Regions from separate parts of the Homo sapiens genome. Here region 1 is linked to region 2. Evidence: read pairs that join two places in POLR2A ChIA-PET (ENCODE). Cell type or tissue: MCF 10A. All regions are shown on one strand. Links, peaks and the distances in the headings refer to the core of each region. The heading gives the core; the rest is flanking DNA.

What was found. Peaks named below come from ENCODE experiments on the same cell type or tissue, not always from the same donor. Only the 100,000 strongest peaks of a DNase experiment are listed, where the experiment ranks them.
Region 1: POLR2A ChIA-PET joins it to region 2 with 26 read pairs; 3 of 35 experiments call an interaction of 5 or more read pairs at or near these places.

What each region holds. Positions count from the first base shown.
Region 1 is chr3:193,828,984-193,834,354 of GRCh38, reverse strand. It overlaps LOC105374284 (a long non-coding RNA gene), which reads left to right. Exons shown (of 4, transcript XR_924841.3): 2 at 603-716; 3 at 1,270-1,944; 4 at 2,314-5,156. Among named protein-coding and RNA genes, the nearest start is that of LINC02038, 12 kb to the left of the region's middle. RefSeq lists enhancers at 1,979-2,138, 2,159-2,258. In MCF 10A, for the core only: no CTCF peak of the experiment used is centred there; DNase peaks (open chromatin) are centred at 2,054, 2,704, 3,374 and 4,374.
Region 2 is chr3:194,087,304-194,092,674 of GRCh38, reverse strand. It overlaps LOC102724877, which reads right to left. Exons shown (of 6, transcript XR_002959666.2): 4 at 1,029-1,168. Among named protein-coding and RNA genes, the nearest start is that of LINC02028, 19 kb to the right of the region's middle. In MCF 10A, for the core only: no CTCF peak of the experiment used is centred there; DNase peaks (open chromatin) are centred at 1,324 and 3,004.

The sequences.
Region 1 (5,371 bases), core at 216-5,215, 260 kb after region 2:
TGCTTTCCTGGCTGGGTTGCTGAGAAGGCATTAGGGCAGGGTAGCTTTTGAGTTGGAACTTGAAGATGGAGATTTGGAAGTGACCGATGGGAAGAAGCAAGGGAATGGCCTGAAGAAAGGGAGAGAGAATGAACATTCCAGGCCTAACCACCAGTCCTCGGCCCCAGTTCTTCTGCCTCCTGCAGGGACATGAGGCAGAGCCTCTCTGAGCATCCGCACTGTTCAGATCACAGTTCTAGGCGCTGACCTGTTTATAAACTGAGTAGTGGCTAGACCCTGCCTTGTAGGAGCTCAAACACTTAGGTACACCAGGATAGCTCTGATTGAAACCAGACTGGTATTTTTCTCTGAAGGGCCCTGTTCCTCACCTGGTCAGTCTTGCCTCTCATGATCCCACACCCATGAGTCCTCCCCTCATGCAATCGACTCCCCTAGCCCTGTAGAAAGCTGTGCTTTCCTTGCCTCATGGCGCTAGCTTCTGCTGTTGCCTGCATCTAGAGTGCCCTTCCTGCCATGTGTGACGGTCCACATCTGCCCATGAGGCCTGAGTCCAGTCCCGCCTTCACTATGACATGACCATGCCGATCTTCATCCCTCCCCAGCCCACCAGGCAGAAACATCTCTCCCGTCTTTGAACTTCACCACGCCGTGCATCTTCCTCTGGGTGTGCAATCGTCACCTGCGTACATGATTGATTCTGCCCCCAACACTAGACTGTGAGTACCCTTTGCGGGCAGAGCTATGTGTCCTTATCACCAGAGTCTTGCACAGCACTTAATAGATGCTCAGGAAACATCTTTGTCAGCATAGTATAGCTGGATGTAGAAATCTCTGAAAACATAGAGGCCAGAGTTCATCAGAAAGCGTTAGAAGGACTTCACAAGGTTCACTGGAAAGAAGTAAAGCTTAGAGATCTGTGGAAGGAGGCAAAGGGCCATTTGAAAGCAGAGAACAGGTGAGGGGCTGTGCATTAGGAGTGGAAGAGCCCATTGGAGGCCTGCGGACTTGGAACGAAAGGGTCTTTCACTACATATCCCATCCACCCACCTGGGAAGCCCTTCTCCCTGCCCCCAACCCAGACACATGTCCCAGTTGGATGCTGGACAGAGGCTTTGAATATGAGGCAGAAAAACTTTGGCTCAGAATAGGAAGGCCCTGCTGGCTCCTGGAAAGGTTTCTAGCAGGATAAAAACTATTTTTAAAAGGTAGCCTGGATCATGTCACTCTTTCACTTAAAGTGCTTCAGAAGTTTCTCATTTCTCTTAGCAGGCAGAAAGAACTCAAAGCTCAGATGGTCAGGGTCCTGTTGGTTCATCAAGCTCAGCCTGCCTGGAGGCAGCCACTGTGTTGTTCCCTCTCTTCGTCCTCCCTCTGCACTCTCTCTTGCCACGGGACATTTGCACAAGCAGTTCCCTCTAACTGGAACACTAAGAAATATGGAAGTAAAAGGGGTTGGGAGAAAAGACAGGAGTCACAGGTGACTGTGTGGGATGAGGAGAGTCGTGAAAACTTTTTTTTTTTTTTTTTGAGATGGAGTCTCGCTTTGTCACCCAGGCTGGAGTGCCAGTGGTGCCAATCTCGGCTCACCGCAACTTCCACCTCCCAGGTTCAAGCAGTTCTCCTGCCTCAGCCTCCTGAGTAGCTGGGATTACAGTTGCCTGCCACCACGCCTGGCTAATATTTGTATTCTTAGTAGAGAAGAGGTTTCACCATGTTGGCCAGGCTGGTCTCAAACTCCTGACCTCAGGTGATCCACCTGCCTCAGCCTCCCAAAGTGCTGGGATTACAGGCATGAGCCACTGCACCCGGCCGAAAACATTAAGAGTAGGTGGATGTTACTTTGGACACCAAATGAAGAAGTGTGCCGAGCTGAAAGAGAAAAGGAGAAGAAAATGGACATGACATTTACGGGGTTCCTCTTGCAGAGAGAGAACCGTGTAGAAGGTAAGCTCTCACTACTGAGTTCAAGTCCCAGACATAATACTTGCTGGCTGTGTGGCCTTGGGAAGGCCCATGAGCACTCTCAGTGAAAGTGAAACTGGGAAGTTTCTGCTTTGGAGAGATTTTCTCACAAATGAGATGAGTTATCATATACCAAGCCCTTAGAGCACGGCCTGGCTCACAGGAAGCCAACAGTAAGTGTGGGTCATTATCAGCGCTGTTGTTAACTGGGGGTAATAACAGGGGCCAGGGGCCAAGAGGCTTTATCTAGCCCTATTTCAGAGGCAAAGAAATGAGGGTGAAAAAGTTCAGGGGCCTGCCTGCAGTCACACAGCAGAGCCAGATATGAACATCGACGTTTTGGCTTTCAAGGTCCACACCCGCCGTATCCTACTGCACGGTGCTGGAAGGCACATGGAAGACTATTGCAGCCCAATCTTCTCATGACAAAGACAGGAAAATGGAGCCCTCTAAGAGAAAGTGACTGATCCACCCTTATGCTCTTAAATGGTAAGCGTCCAGGGATCATCCAAGTTAAGATGGCCCACACGCAGCTGGCAAGGCAGGACCCGAGGCTGAATGAGACGTACAATTGGCTCCACGGTACTGGCAGAACCCACAGCTAGTTTTCAATGCTGAGAACTGTCCATCCTGGCAGAGGCTCACTGCCCTCTGTGCCCTCCCTGGTTGCCTGGGCAGATGGTGAGCTCTGGTTGCCAAGGAGCCCGCGTTGGCAGTTCTGAAATGGGGTGCGTCAGCAGCCTCGCTCCAGCGGCTTCCCACATCCTTGAGTAACCACCACACAAAGGTGCTGGGCATGAGACCAAGGGTGCGGCGGAGATCGAATTAGTAATACACACTCGGTGACCCTCCCCAGCCAGGTTTCACTGCGTGCTTATGACCAACATTCATCCCTTCCTTAGCATCTGTGGTGTCTTTAAGGGCCAAGTAAAAAGGTAAAACTGCAGGGAGTCAGGAGGGGGAAACTGGCCTGGGGTACAGAGTCCCTCACAATGAAAATATATGTAACTGGCTACTTGTAGGTCATGATGCATTAAGTGATCCTGTCAAAAGTTGAAAGTGGGCTACAGTGGGACAGGCAATGCCCAGAGGGAGGCAGAAAGGTGTAAATAATCCGAGGTGAATGTGGGTCTTGTTGGCATGGTAGATTTATGCCCTGCCTTCATAATGTACCCTTTCATCTTGGGAGCCTGGATTCCAAAAATCTAGTCTAGACAGGAATTGATGGTGCTACCTCTCAGCTTACATCGTTCAAGGTTTCTCAACACCAAAGACTCCTGAATATTGATGGGAACAACCCACTTAGCCAGGGGATATTGCTCAGAACTCAGGAGGCCAAAGGCATCATTCTTCCAGGCACGGAGGCCCTGCTCAGAAACAGCCCTACAGAGGCAGAGTCACTCATTCTGGGGGATGACGCTGCCTTTTGTCTTCATCTCCCCAAGTGGGAGACAAGTCCCATCACGCCTGCCACCTGGCAGTCAGCCTTGCGCCTTCTCTTTCGTCCTTTTCATGTGTGCTCCGTGCCGGTTTCAGCAGCTTTCATCAGAGACTGAAACTACCACCACTCCCATCACCTCCCAGGGCCATGGGCAGGCCCTGGCTGACAGATCCAGGCCTAGGAGCCTGGGCAACGATAAATAGGTGGTTGGGAGGACCTCTCCGAGCCCCCTTCTCTGCCCAGGCAGGCTTTCTCCTTGGGTGGCCAGAGCCAGGGCCCAGGATCCCCTGCTGCAAGAACTGAGAGGCTGAGGGGCTTCACTCCTGAGGAAGGTCCTCTCTTCCTAATCCCCGTGCTTTGGGCCCAGCAAATTCAGCCTGGGAACTGGGGGCTGCTGTGGAAGAGAGATGGAGCTAGGGAGCATTTATAGTGCAGCACCTGAGGCTGAGCAGTGACAGAGCTGCGGGCCTGAGAATTACAAAACAGACTTAAACAGATGAAATATTGCCCAGGCATGGTGGCTCTTGCCTGTAATCCTAGCACTTTGGGAGGCCGAGGCAGGCGGATCACTTGAGGTCAGGAGTTTGAGACCAGCCTGGCCAACATGGTGAAACCCCATCTCTACTAAATATTAGCTGGGTGTGGTGGTGGGCACCTGTAATCCCAGCTACTTGGGAGGCTGAGGCAGGAGAATTGCTTGAACCCGGGTGGCAGAGGTTGCAGTGATCTGAGATCGTGCCACTGCACTCCAGCCTGGGTGACAGAGCCAGACTCTGTCTAAAAAAAAAAAAACAAAACAAAACAACAACAACAACAAAAACCCATGAAATATTAACTGATGCAGGGAAAACAGACAAAAACTATACATGCTCAAAACAAAACGAAAAAGGGCACAGGGCTCAGAAACCAGTTTGTCGTCTTTGTGAACAGCTGGGAACTCTGACTCATGCACTGTCCCCTGTTCTCTATGCCACAGGAATGAGGCAGCAAGAGGCCAGATTCTGCCGGAGACAGAGCAGAGAGCCAAACCATCGCCACTTATTGGTGCATGAACCTGGGCAAGGCAGGGGTATCCCTGAGCCTCAGCTTCCTTGTTTGCAAAATGGTGACATGCCTACTTCCAGAGCTGTTGTTAAGGTTAAATGATGACGCAGTTTACCATATGCCAGGCACATAGTAGGCACTAAATAGTTGCAATTATTAGCCCTGAGCAAACATTGCTCAGCCATTCCCTTGTAAAGCCTATTCTCAAACCAACTTTCCATGTGGACGTTCAATCATCTTTCTGGATGACCTCGCCTTACCCATTGCCTCAGATTCTGTGTGTGTGTGTGTATAGAAGAAACAAAGAAAAAAAGTGCTTTTCACATAGTGAGGACATTTCCCCATCCTATGAGTCTGTGTATGTGTGTGCATATGTATATGTATGTACACACACACACACACACACACACACACACACACACACACTGCCCCGTGGAATAGGCAGGACGGGGTTGCATTTCCCCTCTTTTAAAGGTGAGGATGCTGAGCCTCAGAAAGATCAAGTGACCTGAACAAAGTCACACAGCCAATGTGTTTCTCCAAAAGAAATGACCAGGAGTCAGTGTTTCTTTATACAAGGGTGTCCAATCTTTTGGCTTCTCGGCCACACTGGAAGAAGAAGAATTGTCTTGGGCCACACATAAAGTACACTAGCACTAATGATAGCTGATGAGCTAAAAAAATAAAAATAAAAATCACACACAAAAAACAGTGTTTTAAGAAAGTTTACAAATTTGTATTGGGCTACATTCAAAGCCGTCCTGGGCCATGGGTTGGACAAGCTTGCTCCACCATAAACACGTGATGAACAGACATTGAAATCGTACCTTTAGGGCTGTTTTAGGAACACAAGAGGCATCATCTGGCTATCTTGAGAAAGCAGATTTCAATTTTCTATTCATTAAAGAAATGTGCTTCCATCTA
Region 2 (5,371 bases), core at 55-5,054:
ATAAAAACTCAAGCTTTTTACTGCTATCTTGTTGCTTAGAAGTTATTTCATTTTAGGATTCTATAGAGTAACTTTTCCTCTTTAGTTCTTACGAGACATATACCAAACTCTGTGTAATTTTCAATGATTATTCATACGCAGTGACGCTAGGAAAGGGTCTTGCATGCAGGTGTTCAGTAAACATCTGATTAATTAATAAGCACATCAATAAGAGGGAAGAACCTCAAAAAGGAAAGAGTGTCCCAGCATAAACATGCGTGGTCAATATGAAGGCAAGCCCAGTCCGTCCTGGGAGACGTTTGCGATGGTGACAAAGGGAGGGTGGACAGAAAAATGGGGAATAAGGGCCTGGCACAGTGACTGTAATCCCAGCACTTTGGGAGGCCGAGGTGGGCAGATCACCTGAGGTCAGGCGTTCAAGACCAGCCTGGCCAACATGCTGAATGAAACCCTGCCTCTACAAAAAAAAAAAAAAAAAAAAAAAAAAAACCAGAAAAAAAAAAATAGCCAGGCATGGTGGTGCGTGCCGGTAATCCCTGCTACTCAGGAGGCTGAGGCAGGAAAATCACTTGAATCCAGGAGGCGGAGGTTGCAGTGAGCCAAGATCGTGCCATTGCACTCCAGCCTGGGTGACAGAGGAAGACTCTGTCTCAAAAAAAAAAAAAAAAAAAGAAAGAAAAAAAGAAAAATGGGGAATTAAAATATGGTGGTGGTGATATGGCTGGGAGGGGTGGTGGGAGGGAAAAGCCTTGAAACTTAGGAGAGGGTGTCAGAGCAAGAGAGTGAAACAAAGCAAAGAACTTGGGCCGAGTGTGATCCTCATGTATCATTAATAGCCCATAAATAGTATTACCTGATTGATTACCCTAAATTAGTGAGTGTGTTTCCTTAGGACGTCCTAGTGTCCCCACAGCACTGCCCTGTTCTTTCTTCCATTCAGACAGACGACAAATCTTTATATCCTAAATCATGAGAGTCCCAGTTTTTCCAAGCACCATAGTAGATTTTCCTCCATTTAGTCAACTCACATTGAGTGGATGCTGCTACGAGTAGTTCCAGATGCCAGTTGACATGGACATGGATGGAAACAGCTGGAATGCAGGCAGGACACTTTGGCTCTAAACCGAGGTACATAATTCCCTTCTTCTCTCTGAGCCTGTTTCCTGGTCTGTAAGATGGAAACGTGTGCATAGATGTGAACTCCTTGGGAGGTGAAAAATGATATTAGGAGTTCCTGAAGCAACTTTTCTAGGTGACTCATGGGATGGTGGAAGGACTCAGTCCTACCCAGAGGCTCTGTTCTCACCACAGGTCGACCAGATACAGCTCAGATGGCCCCTCCTCCCTGGGGTTGGAGTAGGAGCTGGGGAGCAGTTTGTGCCCTGAAGCCATCTGGAGGGTGGGTGAGCAATCAGGCCCTCTCCTGAGATCTTTGCTGTTCCCTGGGTGTGAGTTAATACCCAAGGAGAGGCTGGTGGGTAAATAATGAGGTGGTGGCTGATTGAGCTCAAGGTGTGATTCCTCTCAGGGGTCTTTATGTGTGAACAGACAACTCACAAAGAATGAAAGCTTTAAGACACGGAGGCATGAAGCATTTTCTTTCTGGGGCTGTCCGTTTGTGACCTCAGGCAAGCTTCGAAGCTGGGCCTCCATTGTCTGACACTAGGGGAAGGGGGAGTAGGGGGTACCAAGGGGCCTCTCCCAGAGCTTTGCCTGCGCAGAGGTTCCTGAGCACCTGGACACTCAGGCATGGAGATGCACTGGGGTGGAGGAGGGGTACAGGGAAACGGGGCTGGCCAGGCTCAGTGGCCACAAGTTAGAGGCACTCATGGAAGCTCGACTCAGGGCACGGGTTGGAAAATGCACTCTGATAATAACTCGCATGGCTAGTGCCAGCCCTTGCACTCCTTTGGAACACTAGGTGTTATGGAGTGTGTGTGTGTCCCTCCTTCACACAGTAGTGCACCATACGTACTGTCTCCATAAGTTGCTTTCTTGCTCTTAAAAACCATTTAAGAGCATTTTGGGAGGCTGAGGCAGGTGGATCACCTGAGGTCAGGAGTTCGAGACCAGCCTGGCCAACATGGCGAAACCCCATCTCTACTAAAAATACAAAAATTAGCTGGGCGTGGTGGAGCACGCCTGTAATCACAGCTACTCGGGAGGCTGAGGCAGAGAATAGCTTGAACCCGGGAAGCGGAGGTTGCAGTGAGCCAAGATCACGCCATTGCACTCCAGCCTGGGTGACAAGAGCAAAACTCCATCTCAAAAGAAAAAAAAAAAAGAAAGAAAACAAACAACAACAACAACAGCAATAAAAAGCGTATCCTGGAGACAGCTCCATATCAGAATGTAAAGTGGTAACAATCTTTTTTAGATGGATGGTTAGCATTTCATTTTATTTGACCACAATTTTCTAAAGTACTTGCTGCTGCTGGACGTCGGGTAGTTTTTACTACGTTGCCATTCACAGTCTAGCCTTTAACATTACCTGCATTACCTATTGATGTAATTTGGTGCAGTGAAAATTGCTGGGGACAAAAAAACTGAGATGAAATTCTATCCTAAATCTGTTTGAATTAGGTTTGACTCTAGGCAAGTGTCACTGCCTTTGTGGGCCTCAGTTTTAGCACCTGTCATATAGGGACATAAGACTCCATCTAGTACCGGGTGTCCCTCCCAGGATGTCTGTCTCTGACCCCTTGAGCCTCCCCGAACCCCAGAAGCAGCGGAGCAGCCCACAGAGGGTCAGCCCCAGCTGGGGCTGTGGGTGAGGTCAGTGGAGCTCGGTGGCTGGGTAAGCCTCTCCGTCGCAGATCTCGGTGATGCAATGTTGCACTCCAGCAAGTTTGGCCTTGCCCTCCCCTGGATCCAGCGTGACTCAGGGCCTGTAGCGTGGCTTCCCCCGCAGCAAATGAGCTGCAAGACACCTTTCTTGGCAATGGGCTTAACGAGGGCTCCCGGAATGTCTGATTACTCATCTGTTTTGCAACGGCAGCAAACTCCCAGTGAGAAGAGGCAGCTAGCGTGGCTTCCTTCCTGAATTAATGACTTAAGCATTATGAATGACTAATCAGTTCAGCCCCGAGCAGAACCGGGTGGTTAAGTTGGGGTTGGGGGTGGCAGTGAGGCAGATGCTGCTGGTGTGGGGTGTGCTTTCACCTCTGCTTGAATGCTTCTGGGCCTTGATGCTCTCCTTTTGGGGGTCAGAATTGGGGCCGGACGTCCCAAGACACTGACCTCCCCCTTCTCCTAAGGCCTGTCTACCTGCCACTCCTCACTGTCAGCTGATGGCAAGCTTCCCTTCCAGTCTTAGCTTGGGTCATGCAGAAGGAAATCTAAATGCTTATAGGGAAATCGCAGAATGAAACCCAGGGTGAGAGGGCCAAATGCATTTTGTATGCTATACTCTGCTGTGTACCTAAGAGGGATTTTTGAAATTAGTCTTATTTTATTTTAATTAATTAATTTATTCATTTTGGGACGGAGTTTCACTCTGTCTCCCAGGCTGGAGTGAAGTGACGCAATCTCGGCTCACTGCAACCTCCGCCTCCCAGGTTGAAGTGATTCTCCTGCCTCAGCCTCCTGAGTAGCTGGGACTGCAGGTGTGCGCCACCATGCCCTAATTTTTGTATTTTTAGTAGAGACGGGGTTTCACCATGTTAGCCAGGCTGGTTTCGATCTCCTGACCTCAGGCAATCCGCCCACCTCAGCTTCCCAAAGTGCTGGGATTACAGGCTTGAGCCACCCTGCCCAGCTGAAATTAGTCTTTTACTGGGAGAAAGGCATAAAGGTGGTGGGTAGCTTTCTTTTTTTGCCACACGTTTGGGATAAGAACTACAGATCAAGAACTTTAAGGAATTTTGCATCTCTTCTCTGGCTGGTTTCTTCGCCCCTCTTATCTCAGACAGCTTATTGCAGACTCTAGGATTAGTGGGGAGCAGGAGGGAATGTGTCCCCTTTAAGGCAAAGTCTCTGGTTTCACTTCCCAAACATCTGCCTCGCTCTTGGGGAGGTCCTCTCTGACTGGCTCTGAGCATATAAAGTTAATTTGTGTGGGGATTCCTGGAGAAAGGCCAACTAGAGTGAATTTTTGATGATTCTGTCTTAAGAGATGATTTCCACAAAGGCCAGGTCTATCCCCATCTCTTAGGTTGGGAAGCTGATGACCTTGTAAGCAACAAGGCCCTTCCGATGAGATGAACTTTGCTACCATTGTTGCAAAGAAAGTTTTCCTGCCTCCCTCCATTTCTTTTCTCAAGGTTCCCCTTTCGGGTCTGCCCCAGCCCGGCCCTCTGCTTTCCAGCAATCAGGCGACAATTCTTTGTGGTGCTTGAGAGCATGTCCAGATGATCACTGTGCAGTGCAAGTCTCACCTGGGCCTCACGCCGCTGGCCTCCCCTGGTCCCTATCCCAGAGGCCCTGACACAAGCTCCTTTGTTCTGGGCACTGGGTCCTGCCAGGCGTTCCCTCCTCTTGGCCCAGGCTCAGGTGGAGAGCTCTCCCCATGTCCCTAGCTCCTCAGAGAAGAGGGTCCTTTCCTGTTGGCTCCTTCCCCATGGCTCCACTTGGAAACTGCTCTCCTGATGGACACGCAGGATGTGCTGCCTCAGCCTGTGCCATTTTGGGCTTGGCCCACAGGAAGTTCTCTGAGCATCCAGGCTGTCCTGGACCACCTGTCTTCACCACCACGCACTGGGCCTTGCCTCTGGGGTTGGTATTGAGATGCTTTCATGGCTCCACCGTGGTCAGTCCACTCACACTCACCGTGGGCTCTCTGAATTTCCTGCGCTTCCCATCGTATCTCCTTTCCAGGACTTTGTGGGCTTACGTGCCCTCTCGAGGTTGAAGGGAATCGCCATTTAATACAGGGCTCTGGCCAACACAAACATTCAGTTGTTGAATGGATGCATGGGTGCATGGCTGTGATCTTGGGCATGCCCACATTGTCTTAAGAACTTTAAAATTGCCTTTTGCTACATCTGCCTGGACCAGCCCCTCCATCCTCAATCGCCTTCCTGGGCACAGGTTCGCTTTCTTTGGAACAATGGGAGCAAAGTTCATCTCATCAGAGGGCCCTTACTGCTTACAAGTTCATCAGCTTCCCAACCTGAGAGACGAGAATAGAGTCGGCCTTTGTGGAAATCATCTTTTAAGACAGAAACTTTAATGATTCAGAACAAGTCGCCCTAGTTGGCTTTTCTCCAGGAATTCTTTCATAAATTTACTTTTAATGCTCAGAGCAGATCAGAGAGGACCTCCCCAAGAGTGAGGCAGACCTTTGGGAAGCAGGCCTTCCCAAATATGAGGTAAAATGTATTTTTTCTCTTCCAAATTCAGAGTCTCTTAGCATCTGGATAAGCCTAAGTCC